2 separate regions of the Homo sapiens genome follow, and region 1 is linked to region 2. The links are chromatin contacts, found by Hi-C or POLR2A ChIA-PET in ENCODE. All regions are on one chromosome and are shown on one strand. The core of a region is the stretch at or near the end of the contact, and the rest is flanking DNA. Distances in the headings are between cores, read along the strand shown.

Region 1 (6,791 bases), core at 155-2,654, 68 kb after region 2:
GAACTGCTGCCCCATGGCCCCTGGTGGAGCAAGGCTGGGTGTTCAGGAGCTGGGCTCATGTCACATGAGGGCCCATGTGGGAGCACTTGGCTCACATATAGCAGCGGCAACCCTGGAGAGGGAGTTGGGGCAGGCAGTGGGCTGAGCACTGAGCAGGGGAGCAGGTATGATACTTCGTGAACCCTGGCTGTGTTTTATGCGATGCTGGTGGTGGCAACACCTGCCCTTTGTGGGCTGCTTCCCCATACCCCAGCCCCAGAGGTGGGACAGCCTGTGCCACCGTTCAGAGGGGAAGACCCAGAGCCCAGCCCATAACTTCCCCTCTCTGTAGCCTCTGGGTCCCTCACTGCATGCCAGCTGGGACAGCCTGTTTCATGGAGCGGGAGACCTCGGTTGGGGCAGAGCCAGCACTGGGCCCTGTGCCTCCTGCTGCTGGGTCCAGCATCCACTCAGCAAGGGCATTGATCCAGCCGTGCTGATCACTTCACCAAGGCGCCTCCGTTACTGGTGGTAGACCACTGCATGGACAGGGCCTAAAACCAGGGTGACTTTCTTTCCCTTCTTCTCAACTGTAGGAAAAAACGAGGAGTCATTGGAGAGTACAGAAGGCTTCCGGGCTGCAGAGCAAGGTGTCCAGAAGCCTGCTGCAGAAACCCCAGCCTCTGCTTGCATCCCTGGCAAGCCCTCAGCATCCACACCCACCCTGTGGGATGGGAAGAAGAGAGGGGACCTCCCAGGGGAGCCAGTGGCCTTCCCCCAGGGGCTGCCGGCTGGTGCTGAGGAGCAGCGGCAGTTTCTCACAGAGCAGTGCATCGCCTCCTTCCGCCTGTGCCTGAGCCGCTTCCCCCAGCACTATAAGAGTCTCTACCGTCTGGCCTTCCTCTACACCTACAGCAAGACCCACCGGGTGAGTGGCTGCCGGGCCAAGGGGGCTTGGATCTTCCCAGGGCAGCTGGGCATCTTTGAAGGTTGGTGGGCAGAGCTAAGACAGATTGGAGCTTCACGGTAGCAGCACATGGGAGGGATGGGCGAGGAGAGCTGCAGGAGGCAGGGCCAGCCCCAGGAGTGGGCCAGCTTGCCAGGGAACCTGGTGGTGAGGGCCCAGGGTCACAGCCAGGAATGGAGGGAGGAGTGTAGGGGGTCTCACAGTCTCAGGGATAGGCTATGGGGTGAGGGATAAGGGTCCATAGGCTCAACTACTCTTTCCTGTGAGGGCTGTGCAGCAACTCAAACTCTGATGTCGTGCTCCCTCACCCCTGCCATTCACCCATCGTCTCAGTGACAGCAAGCCCGTCTTCCAGGTGCCCTAGGGGCCCTGCTTACTCTCTGTTCTGGCCTTGCTTGCCCTAGGCCCCATCTCTCCAGCTGCATATTGCAGGGGCCTCCTCACCATACCCTGCCCCTGGGCTCTTGTCGCTGGTGCAGCTGCCAAAACCATCTTCACAGCCTCTGCTTCATGGGGGTTGGGTGCTGACAGCCTCCTCCAGCTCTTTTTGGAAAGCGGATGATGTAGCGATCCTTAACAGCTGTGCCCCAGGCTTAAGTGCTTCCAGGGGCTTCCCAGCCAGACCTCTTCTGCTGGCGTTTAGATTTGGGGAGGTAATGTGGCCTGGGCAGGACGTAAATAATAGGGGTGACTTTATTTTCCTTTAGTCTCTCACCCAGGAGGTGTTGGGGAGTGTCCTGGTCGTTGTCCTGCACCATGTAGCTACATTCTAAGGGGGAGGCAGACTTAAAAACATACAGATGGCCAGGCGTGGTGGCTCACGCCTGTAATCCCAGCACTTTGGGAGGCTGAGGCAGGGGGATCACCTGAGGTCAGGAGTTGAAGACCAACCTGGTGAATCCCCGTCTCTACTAAAAATACAAAAGTTAGCCAGGCATGCTGGCATATGCCTGTAGTCCCAGCTACTCGGGAGGCTGAGTCATGAGAATTGCTCGAACCCGGGAGGCAGAGGTTGCAGTGAGCCAAGATTGGGCCACTGCACTTCAGCCTGGGCAACAGAGCGAGACTCATCTGAAAAACAAAAATAATAAATAAAAAATAAAAACATGCAGATGAGTAAAGCAAGTCTCATTTGAACAATACCACAGAGAAAATAACGGGGGGCATAGAGGGGTGAGGGTGCTGTTGTGCCTCTGCAAAGACACCTTTTGTGCTGAGACCTGTATTGTAGGGGACAGCATTGGTCTGGAAGGAAGGGAGAGCACCCAGACAGAGCAAGCAGCCCAGGAAGGTGGCCATTCTGGGCTGGCATTGGTGTAGGCGAGGGCCAGAGAGGGCCAGGTATGCTGGGCAAGCAGGGGTGACCTTTAGGGCCTAGCTGTGAGGACTCAGTCAGGTCCTCCTCCTAGAGGTCTCCTGCTGGCTCCCCCCAGCATCCTCAGTGGAATGTTTGAAGAACCAGAATGGACAGTTGGCCAAGAGATGGGCCCTGGCTTGGCACTGGCTATGTGCAGGAAGTGGCACTTCACAGAATTCTGTTTGGGGGACTAGATACAGGGGTCCAAGAAGGTAAGTGCTGTGTCCCCACAGTGACCGGTATGCTCATGTGACTTGGTTGATTTCCTCAGGGCACAGCAGGTGACACAGGTCTGGGAGGGAGGGAGTCTCATCATCTGGGGCTTTGGTCTGTAGTTCAAGGTGCAGTGCATGCTAGCAAACGATGGCCAGCTCCGGCTTCCCTGGCTGTTGGTGCCACACTGGAGCCTGGCTTGCTCACTGCTCAGCCTCCACTTGGCAGTGGACCTTACCTCTGTATCCCAGGCCTTCTGCACCCAGGTGGACCTGGGTCTTAATAAACCCCAACCAGCATGTCCTCACTGCTGAAGCCGTCTTTGGGCCTGAGGGGCAATGGCTGATATGAACTCTGTTGGGCTCACCATTGCTTTGGGAACTTTCCCCTTTCCCTCTTTTGGGAGCAGCAGAGCCCACTGCAAGAGCCCACACACACATCAGTGGAACGGACACTAGTAACCATTGTCCTGTCCTCCCCCACCTCTGGTGTCCTTCTGTTCAAGTGCCTCCTCAGGCAGCCATGCAGCCCCCTCCAGCTGTGGTCAGCTCTGACCAGGATCTGGTGTTCCCTAGTAGTGAGCTCAGACCCTTCCTCATCCTGTTACAGGGTACCTTCTCAAGAGGCAGATGTCGAGATGGAATTTCGGGTACAAAATATGTATTAGGAATTGGCACCTGTGCAAGGGAAGTGGGGAAGGACAGCAGGTTTGGGTGGGAGGAGAGTTGAGTAGCGATACGGGCCCCACCCACCCACCCTCCACTTCCCTGCTAAATGGCTTTATGTTGAATTTGAAGGAGCCAGTGCATATAAAGTGCTTAGCTCAGCACTAGACACAAAATGCTGTTATTACAGCCTGCCCCTTCTCTTGATGATTTTTTTAGAAGTAGAAAACAGTATTTATGTCAAAATTAAAAGTTGGAGGGAGGTAACCACAATTCTGCCACCCTAAAACTAGCTCTCTTGGGTCTAGTACAGGTTGAATATCCTTTATACAAAATGCTTGGGACCAGAAGAGTTTTGGATTTTGGCTTTTTTCAGATCTTAGAATATTTGCATTATACTTCTGGCTGAGCCATCGCTAAGCCAAAAATCTGAAATCCAAAATGCTCCAATGAGGCTGGGCACGGTGGTTCACGCCTGTAATCCTAGCACTTTGGGAGGCTGAGGCGGGTGAATCACCTGAGGTCAGGAGTTCAAGACCACCTTGGCCAACATGGCGAAATCTTGTCTATACTAAAAATACAAAAATTATCCAGGCGTGATGGTGCACACCTGTAATCCCAGTTAATCAGGAGGTTGAGGCAGGAGAATCGCTTGAACTGGGGAGGCGGAGGTTGCAGTGAGCCGAGATCACGTCATTTCACTCCAGCCTGGGCGAAAGACCAAAACTCCCTCTAAAAAAAAACAAAAACAAAAAACCAAAATGCTCCAATGAGCATTTCGTTTAAGCACCAAAGTTTCAGATTTTGGAACAATTTGGATTTTAGATATTCAGACTTAGGATGCCCTACCTGTATTTCTTCTCAACTCCAATACACATGCCCTGTTGATTGTGTGCTTTCGAGACACCAGGTACACCAGGTCCCAGAGGTGGGATCATACCCCTTCTACTTTGCATCTGGGAACCTGTTCTGAGGGTCACACAGAGCTGAGTGACAGAGCCAGACATCAGCCCCAGGCAATCTCATGCTGGCCCAGTTGCTGCACCATTCCCCACACCCTGTCCACACTCATAGTTTGCCATTTTGCTCTTACCATGAATGCCCCCTCGCCAGGTCATTTTGGTCATCTGTGATGGTCCAGGGTAGGCGGGCCAGTTGACCCAGCCATCCCCACCCAGTAGCAGGGATGGAGGCTGCCTTGGGCTGTCTGCACCATTGATGTCAGTATCCCCAGACAACCCCCAGTAGCCATTAGCCTCAGTTTCTGCCAGCTTTTCTGTTCGTTGCATTCCCAGGCTGAGTTCCTTGGTTCTCAGAAATGGAATGCTATCTTGAATCTTAGACCCCTTAAGCAGCAGACACTCCCTACCCACAGCCACACTGCCTACCCACAGATCTGCTTCCAGGAGGCAGCTCTGCAGGTGCCAAGTGTGCCTCAGGTAGCCTCGGGCCACTGAGCTCATTCTAGACCTTGCATATGCTGGGTCTAGGGTGGTTCCCATTGGCTTCTGTGTTTGCTTCACCCAGAAACCTTTGCTGAGCACCAGTTACCACCACCAAATTGAATGCAGGTTGTTAACACCTAGCTCCCCTGAGAGCCTGAGTTAAGACCTTCCTGCTGCTCTGGGGCATGCCATCCTGGGGGCTGCATGTGGCTCTGCCCAGACCTGGGGTGTCAGCTCTGCTGGCAGCAGCTTGTTCACAGATCTGGGGGACACAACTCCATGTTGTCACTGACTAATGTGGAACCATTAACTGGGAAGTAGTTACCACTTTCCAAACACAGCTGTTTGTTAACAAACACTTCCCGCTGTGTATATTTGACAGCAGCACATTTCTTCATAAAATCCTGCCTGTGGGCTTGGCAGTGCCTTTTTCTTGTTGCCATCTCACAGCTCACTGGTGGACTGGAGCATCCGATGTCTGCCTCTTCAAAGGGGCCCACAAGCAGAGCCTGCCTGGAGCTGTGTGGTTGACTCCTGAACCCTCAGGTCTTTCACAGACACCTCCAGGTGAGGCTCTGCCTGCCCAGGCCTTGGAAAGAAACCGCCTTCAGGGCACAGTGTGCCACTTGCTTAGTTGCTGACAGCAGGGCTTTTGGGGGAGGAGGAGAGAATGTGGGCTCTGAAGCTGGCCTCACCTGGGTTCAGATCCTCGCTCCGCATGGGAACTCTTGGAGGTCCAGGGCTCTTCTTTCCTCGATGAGAATGATAGTGATATGAAAGCAGAATTATTGTGTTAATGAGGTGAGGGATGCAGTGCTGGGGCAATGTCCAACATACCCTGCACTGCCCTCAGCCAACAATCCTTCTCACCCATATAGTGAGACCCATTTCTTCAGTGTCAGCATCTCCCATGGCTCCTTACTCCTCTGCCAGGCCCTCTGAGGGCTCCCTGCCTGGGGCATAGTGGCCAAGGGCTAGGTCTGTCCTGAGAGACCTTTGTTGCCTGCCTGAGGCTGCCCTCCCTCCCAAGGTTGGCACTGCTGCACACAGGCTGCCCCTGGACCCCCCAAGGCAGTCCACCTGTTGCCCTGCACACTGTGCACACCTTAGATGGGGATGATCATTTATGCTGATAGCCATAAGGGCCCTAATTCTAGCTACCGTATCACTTACTCTCTGGATCACAATCTTCACCAAGATTTTGAGGCCTGAGTCTACACTCATAGAAACCTGGCTCTTTGAGCCCATATAGGCACCCCAGGAGAGAGAGCACATGGCATCAGACACCTCTTGTCATGAAGGTTCTGGCCTTTACTGATGGGTGTCCAGGAAAAAGGCCAAGGCATAGACACCCCTGCCCTGCTCTCCCAGTTGCCTCCTGCTCAGCTGGGAGCTGAGCCCCTTCACCTCCTGCTACTTCTGCTGCAAGGGGTTCAAGGCAGAGGGGGTTGGTTATAAGATGTTCCCTGGAGCCAATAATCTTGAATGAAAACAAAGCTGGAGGACTCATACTTCCCAGTTTCAAAACATACTACAAATCTATAATATACTAATCAAAACAGTATGGAATATTAGCCTTAAAAAGGGGGGAAATTCGGTCACATCAGACAGCATGGGAAACCTAGAGGACATAATGCTAAGTGAAATAGCCAGTCACAAAAGACAAATACTGGATGATTCCACTCAGATGAGGTATGAGGAGTAGCAGCCTGGCAGCGCTAGCCCAATCAGACCCCATTTCTTTGGCCCGGTACCTATATGGGATGAGCCCAGGCCCAGGGTTTGGTTAGAGACAGACTCCTGCCAGGGGGGCCCCACAGGGGTGCTGTGTGCTCAGCTGAAGGATCACCAGGGAATCTGCTGACTTTTGACTTCAGGGTCAGCTGGTGCTCTGGTGTGAGCCTGGGTAAAGGACAGGTCAGCTGGGTGTGAACCCCCACCCCTTGCCCCCCTGTTGTGAGTACAGTATCCCCACCTGCCTGTGCTGCTGGCTCATGTGGGGGACCCGTAGAAGCCAGGACTATCGTGCAGGTTAAACGAGAGGGCCTCTGAAGTGGGCCCTGCACCATTAGACTGGAGCAGGTGTGAGGGCCTGCTGTTGAGACCCTGCTTTTTGCTCACAGGCAAGTGTTCGGGGGGAGCTGGTGAGCTTTGAGTTGACACTG
Region 2 (6,987 bases), core at 1,621-4,120:
ATCTGTGTGTAATTGCCTATGGTCCTCCAAAAAGATCCTACGGTCTGTCCTCTGCCAGAATCTTTGGGTCTGCTCACCTTGCAGTGCCCAGTCTACTCTGGGTCTTATTACTAACCTGACTGAATTAGTTAAAGTGGTATCTCATTATTTTTTACCAGGCATTTCTTTGATTCTAGGAGCAGGATTTTCCTGATGTTAACTGGCAAGGCCAGAGCTTCTGAGTGCGGTCTCAGAAGTCATAAACTGTCTCTTTCCCCGCCAGCATGTCTGTACTTCATCTGCAAAGCTTTGGAGAAGGATTGCCGGTACAGCAAAGGGCTGGTCCTCAAGGAGAAGATTTTTGAGGAGCAGCCTTGTCTCCGGAAGGACTCTCTCAGAATGTTCCTCAAATGGTAAGTCCTGCCTCTTCCCATGCCATGTGTGCACGCTTACTGTGTGGCTGGTGAAGGTCAGGAGCACACCACATTCTCCCCTCAGGTCCCATGGATGGAGCCCCTGTGCTCTGGGGCTTCATGCCCTGCCGCAGCCCCTGATCTAGTGAACTGACCTTGGACTGCCTTGTTGATCACCCACCTCTACCTAATCTTGGCAAGGCCTCCTCAGGCTGCCTGCTGCCCGCCTCTCCTGCTGTCCTGCCAGCTTTCAGTGTTCGCTAGCTGTCCTCTGGATGCTTGGGGCAGCCTGCTGCCCAGCTTGCCTCCTGCCTTTCCCCTTCCCAGGGTTTTGTTCTCAGTGCTGCCCGAGTTCAGTGTCCCAAACATGCCTCTGATCATGTGCCACCCCTGCCTTGCCTCCAGGACATAGCCCATGCTCAGTTGCATTACCAAAGAGGTTCTTTGCAGCCTGACCCCATAGTTCTCCCACGTCACCTCCTGCTTTTCCCTCCCAGGCTCCTTTTGTTAAGACTGCCCCAAGTCCCTTGCAGTTTCCAGGCGTGGTACCATTGTGTGGCATCCTGTCTTCTCAACCTGGCTCCCACTATGCTCTAAACTCTCATGCCATCTTCCCACCTCTCCACCTGTCCCGCCATTGCCCCTCCTTTGCCAGGTGTCTTCCCACAGACACACTTCTGAGGTGACCCAAGAATACCTGCCCCTCCTGCCCAGACTGTCCTGATGCCTGCCAGCAGGGCCACACCTCAGAGCTGCTCACTTACAAACTTATCTGTTTCTCAGGTCACCTCTCTGTTGCTTTCTGAGCTCTAGCTGCCCTTCCCCACAGCCCTCCAGCCCAGCCAACTCCTTTTGCCCTCTGGTCTTCCTTGGCCCTGGAACACACCTGTAGGGGTTGATTAGTAGTGATTTATCTTGGCGTCTATCCCCTGTGAGCCTGTCCCTCTCCTGAAGGAACTACCTGTTGGCAGAGATAGGAACTGAGGGAACATCTGTCATGAGGGAGCTAACCTTGAGGGAGACAGATAAGAAGCACATGAAACAGATAAATTCATGAGTAGCTCTGAGGTGTAACCCTGCTGGGAAGCACCAGGACAGTCTGGGCAGGAGGGCAGGTGAGGTTAGGTCGCCTCAGAAGTGTGTCTGTGAGAGGACACGTAGGGCCTCCAAGCCCCTGCCCTTTCTGTATTTTTGGGTCGTGATACACTTTGGTGAGCTTCACTTTTCCGATGACTTTTTGTTGGCATGGGCAGTATAGGATAGTTACATTCTTTTAAGATTTTCTAATAATAATTGAGAGAAAGATTTTATTTTTCTGTGGCTTTTCAGATATTATTGTGATAGTGTTAATACATATGAAAACTCTTTCTCTGCCCAGTTTTGAATTGTCAAAGGAACAAAGAATATTAGTCATTTCTAGTGTATGTGGGTATTAAGAAGGCTATTTACTGCCCTACCCAGGCCAGACTGAAGTGGTTATTTTATTTATAGGAAGAAAAATACACATTAAAAGGTATTAACCTAAATGCATTTTTGTGTGTAAAATTTCAGCCTCAGTTTTAGTTTGTAACATGATAATTTCTCCCTGTCTCACATGCTTTTAGTGACATGTCGATTCACGATGTTTCGGTGAGTGCAGCTGAGACACAGGCGATTGTAGATGAGGCCTTGGGGCTGCGAAAAAAGAGGCAAGCGCTGATTGTGCGGGAGAAGGAGCCGGACCTGAAACTTGTGCAGCCCATTCCTTTCTTCACGTAGGTTGTCTAGCGTCTCTGGGAGTGCTGGGTCGGCCAGTAGGCCCTGTTGTGGGATGCTGCCCTGCACAGGAGGGAGAGACCTTGAGGCTTGATCCTGGGTTGGTGGTATGAATGGGGGCTGGGTGCACAGTGGCCAAATGGTTGGAGGTGCATGCTTACTTGATTACTAAGAAGCAGGTCAGCTCTCTCTCAAGTACCTCCAGTCTCAGTCCCTTTTTGCTGTTGCTGTTCTTGACCCCAGCCACCTGCCACATTCCTGTAAGGCCCTTCTCAGCCTGCCCTATCTAGAGGGCGAATGGAAACTAACATTTGCCAAGCACTTGCCAGGAGGAAACTGATGTTCAGAGTACTTAAATGGGGAGCCCAGAGACAGTCCCGGGTCTGGGCTTCTCCGCTCTCAAGTCCATGTTTTCTCTCTAGGGCCACGTGGGGAGCCCTGCGAGATGGGCCTCAATATAGTCCTTGCCAGCCCCATGATGTGAGAGTCTCTCTCTCTCCAGGAAGGGCAAATTGGTATCGGCGGTTCCCTGGAGTTGGGATAGTTTAGTCCCTTAGCGAGCTCTGGAATTCAATTTCTGTATTTAAAATTCTGACATTGAATCTTTAAGTTTAGCATGACTTAGCAGTAGCATTCCATTTCTACTCCCCACCCCCTACCTCCACCCCTGTCTGCCTACTCTGAGGGAGCTCTGGCCTGGATCAGACTGACCTGACCTGGGTCCAATCCTGGCACTCCTAATGCTGTGAATTGGATGACTCTGGGGACATTAGGAGCCACTCCCTAGCAACGGGGAGAGCAACATCTCTCTCATAGGGTTGTCATGATAATGACAAAACATGTAGGGCTAGCACAGAGGCAGCACATAGCACCCACTCAGGAAGGGCTGGCTCTGATCCGTATTATTATGACTGGCTGTGAGTTTCAGCATGTAGAATTTCCCAGAAATATTTCCATACCCGAGCACCGAGATGGCCAGGAAGAAAGGGCTGTTCTTCAGGCTGCTCTAGGACTCCTGTCTGGTGCCCTTTCTTGTATTTTGTCAGCTGGATTAGAGTCCTTCTCCCATCTGAGTGTGTGCTCCCCAACTACAGAGGGTTGGGGTTTTGGAAGGGCCCTGGGGTGCCTCCCTGTTACAGTGAAGGAGGAAAAGGCCTGAGAACACTAGAAGGGATTGTGGTGATGTGACTGGAGAACAGAGGGCTGGGAACTGGTGCCGTGGCCACCCTCCATGGTGTAGGGGGAGGGCTAAGTAGAAGCAGGAGGGAGAAGTAGAAGCAAGAGGGAGTTAGGCTCAGTAGTTAAATTTGGGATTTGGTCATTAAAGGAAGAGTGTAGATTCCCTCTCTGGTAGCAGAGGACATGATGCTTTTATAGTAATCTCCATCTATTCCGGGGGTCAGCAAAACTTTTCCTTTAAAGAGCCAGAGAGTAAACATACTAGCCTTTGTGGGCCATGTACAATTTATGTTGTATATTTTCTTCTTTTTCTTTCTTTTTTTTTTTAAACAATGCTTTAAAAATGTGTAAACTAGCTGGGCATGGTGGCTAACGCCTATAATCCCAGTACTTTGGGAGGCTGAGGCAGGAGGATCACTTGAGTCAAGAGTTCAAGACCAGCCTGGGCAGCATAGTGAGACCTCATATCTACAAAAAATAAACAAAATTAGCCAGATATGGTGGCACACACCTGTAGTTCCAGCTACTTGGGAGGCTGAGGGGGAGGATTGCTTGAGCCGGGGAAGTCAAGGCTACAGTGAGCTGTGATGGCACCACTGCATTCCAGCCTGGGTGACAGAGCAAGACCCCCATCTCAAAAAAAAAAAAAAAATTAAAAAATAAAATTTGCTGCAGGGCACAGTTTACCACCCCTGGTTTCCTCAGTGCCTAGTAGGCATGAGCAAGAGCAAGGCACGAGTAAGGGAAATGGTGTATTTAAGGCATTTGACACAACCCAGCCAGTAAGCAAATTCTTCCTGTCTAAATGTAACACTAACTGAAGGCAGGAAAAAGATAGAAGAAATTCCTTCTAGCCCTGGGAGCCTCCATCATTTAGATTCTGGAATTTGAAGCACTGTCCTTTTTTTTCTTTTTTCTTTTTTCTTTTTTTTTTTTTTTTTGAGACAGAGTCTCACTCTGTCGCCCAGGCTGAAGTGCAGTGGCACAATCTCGGCTCACTGCAAGCTCTGCCTCCTGGGTTCACGCCATTCTTCTGCCTCAGACTCCCAAGTAGCTGAGACTACAGGTGCCCACCACCACGCCCGGCTAATTTTTTTATTTTTAGTAGAGATGGGGTTTCACCGTGTTAGCCAGGATGGTCTCGATCTCCTGACCTTGTGATCTGCCCGCCTCGGCCTCCCAAAGTACTGGGATTACAGGCGTGAGCCACCGCACCCAGCCAGCACTGTCCTTTTTTTCTTGAGACAGGGTCTCACTCTGTTGCCCAGGCTGGAGTGCAGTGGTGCGATCTTGGCTCACTGCAACCTCCACCTCCCAGGTTCAAGCGATTCTCCTGCCTCAGCCTCCCAAGTAATTAGAATTACAGACATGCGCCACCACCCCTGGCTAATTTTTGGTATTTCTAGTAGAAACAGGGTTTCACCATGTTGGTCAGGCAGGTCTCGAACTCCTGACCTTAGGTGATCTACCCGCCTCGGCCTCTCAAAGCGTTGGGAGTACAAGCATGAGTCACCGTGCCCAGCCTGAAGCACTGTTCTTTTATTCCTTTCTCAACACTTCCTGGATGCTGGCTCTGTGCAGGGGACTGTGCTCTGTGCTAGGGGCGCAGTGTGGCAGGGCCTGGTCCCTTGCTACAAGTGATACCAGGGGTAATCAGTCACCCAGAGAAAGCAGCACATGCCTCAAGCTGATGGGGGCTGTGAGGAGAGAAGCGCAGTGCTGGAAGGCCTCTGAACAAGGTTCCTGCTGCTCTAGGGGTTGGGGAAGGCTGGGTGGTGGAGCTGGGGTCTGACTGAGGCACAGGCATTGGCTAGGCAGAGGGCTATGCTGTGGGAGGGGACGTTGCATCTGGGCAGAAGGAAGCCAGCCCAAAGGCCCAGTGGCATGTGAGAGTGTGATTTTGTTTAAGGAACTGAAAGAGAGCTAATGTAGCAGGATTGCAGGGGGTGGTGTGAGAGGAGGCTGTGCAGCACCATGAGGCCAGGCTGAGCAGTTGGTCTTTAGCCTGAGGCATTAGAAGCAATTAAGGGATGGATAAATGGATACATTGTAGCATACCACGCAGCATAGTAGACAACACACAACCTTGAACCCAACACAACACACAACACGGAATGTGAAATACAAAACAATAGACAGCACACAATATAACACACCACACCATACCACAACAAAACACACAACAGTCTCCTGTTGCCATCCAGCAGGCTCCAGCCCATTTGGTAATCCACTGAGGTGCTGCTCCCCATAGGCCCTGCCCATGGTCCAAGTTCTTATAGACCATGTCCCTGTTGGCAGTCCCCCACAGGCTCTCCGCATAAAACAGATTCGTGGCAGCAGGGGAGTTCCACAAGTGTTTTAAAGACTTGACCTTCCTGAGGAGGAGTTTTTGAAGTGAGTCAATGGATTTCATACATACCTACTTGAGTCTGAAAGTGCCTCAGGCCAAGATGCTTATGGGGCTTCTGCTGCAGTGAGGGGCAGGTGGATGCCAGGTCCCTGGTCCAGCTTTGGCTGCCGCATCTTCAGTTCAGCTGTGTTAGACAAGATTTCATCAGTTGTGCCAGTGATGAAACCTTGATCACCTCCCCCACCCCCATGGACATGGCAGCTCCAGGAGCAGCTCTGCCGCCTCTGTGCAGGCAGGCCATTTTCCACTATGCTTGGAGTATTCCTCTGACAGGGTGGTGATCAGGTGTTGTGGCCCTCTCCCTTTAGCTGGAAGTGCCTCGGAGAGAGCTTGCTGGCCATGTACAATCATCTCACCACCTGTGAGCCCCCACGTCCCAGCCTTGGCAAAAGGATTGATTTGTCGGACTACCAGGACCCCAGCCAGCCTCTTGAGTCCTCCATGGTGGTGACGCCAGTTAACGTGATCCAGCCAAGCACTGTCAGCACCAACCCAGCTGTGGCTGTCGCCGAGCCTGTGGTCTCCTACACCTCTGTGGCTACAACCAGCTTCCCACTGCACAGTCCTGGTCTGTTGGAGACAGGCGCTCCTGTGGGTAAGCAGGCCCCCTGAATTTGGCTTCCGGGGAGACCCCGTTCACTGAGCCCAGCAGGAATGAGACTGCTGGGGAGCCCTGCCTCCCTAGACAGAAGGGTCATGCTGATGCTCATGACTCAAGTGGAAGTGGGAGCCCCCAGCCCTAGAGGAGCCTCTCAGCCTGCTCACAGTGCCACTGCCCGTCAGGGCCATTTCAGCTCTGAAGCCCTGCAGCTAGGAGGACGGGGGATCAGGGATGCAGCTCCTGGTCCTTGACAGTTCCCCCAGGACCATTTAGTGCCTGGCAGCCACATTCTGGCACGAAGGTTGCTCTTAACCACTTGTAATGTGGAAGCTGGCAGAGGTCCCCTCTTCTGGTCCTGCTCTCTTGCTGACTGTGTACATCCTGAGTTCTTTGATCTTAGAAAACAGTCAGCAAAGTTACCAACCACCATATGTTTTATTGATTTTTATTATTGCTAGAGTTGTCAAAAATTTTTGACAAAAGCTCCCGAGCCTTTTCTTGATTTCTGTGTCACTGAAAAAAAGAATATCTGGCAGATATAGAAGTTTCTGAATAAACATGTACATGGTTGTCTCTTTTTTACTTAATCATACATGACATTCTTCTATTGTCCATATAGTTCACACTGTTCTTTTGCTCTTATCATATTG

Evidence for each region. A loop is a pair of places that touch in the nucleus more often than their neighbours do. ChIA-PET counts read pairs that join two places held with the same protein, here RNA polymerase II (POLR2A). Pooled maps may share reads with other maps.
Region 1: a loop to region 2 is called in a map of colonic mucosa, with 2.0 times the contacts of the local background. The contact joins two enhancer-like sites. A Hi-C loop is called at or near these places in 2 of 168 maps with a recorded cell type or tissue (DLD1 and colonic mucosa) and 2 of 50 pooled maps. POLR2A ChIA-PET finds 5 or more read pairs at or near these places in 2 of 52 experiments (PC-9 and SK-N-SH).

Annotation. Positions count from the first base shown.
Region 1 is chr22:24,118,792-24,125,582 of GRCh38, forward strand. It overlaps CABIN1 (calcineurin binding protein 1), which reads left to right. Exons shown (of 37, transcript NM_012295.4): 28 at 576-907. Among named protein-coding and RNA genes, the nearest start is that of SUSD2, 59 kb to the right of the region's middle. Within about 2 kb of position 1,405, at least 2 of the 41 ENCODE cell types and tissues checked have a DNase peak (open chromatin) inside an H3K27ac peak, as active enhancers do.
Region 2 is chr22:24,048,829-24,055,815 of GRCh38, forward strand. CABIN1 (calcineurin binding protein 1) reads left to right here. Exons shown (of 37, transcript NM_012295.4): 7 at 263-392; 8 at 1,997-2,146; 9 at 6,045-6,331. Among named protein-coding and RNA genes, the nearest start is that of CABIN1, 41 kb to the left of the region's middle. Within about 2 kb of position 2,871, at least 2 of the 41 ENCODE cell types and tissues checked have a DNase peak (open chromatin) inside an H3K27ac peak, as active enhancers do.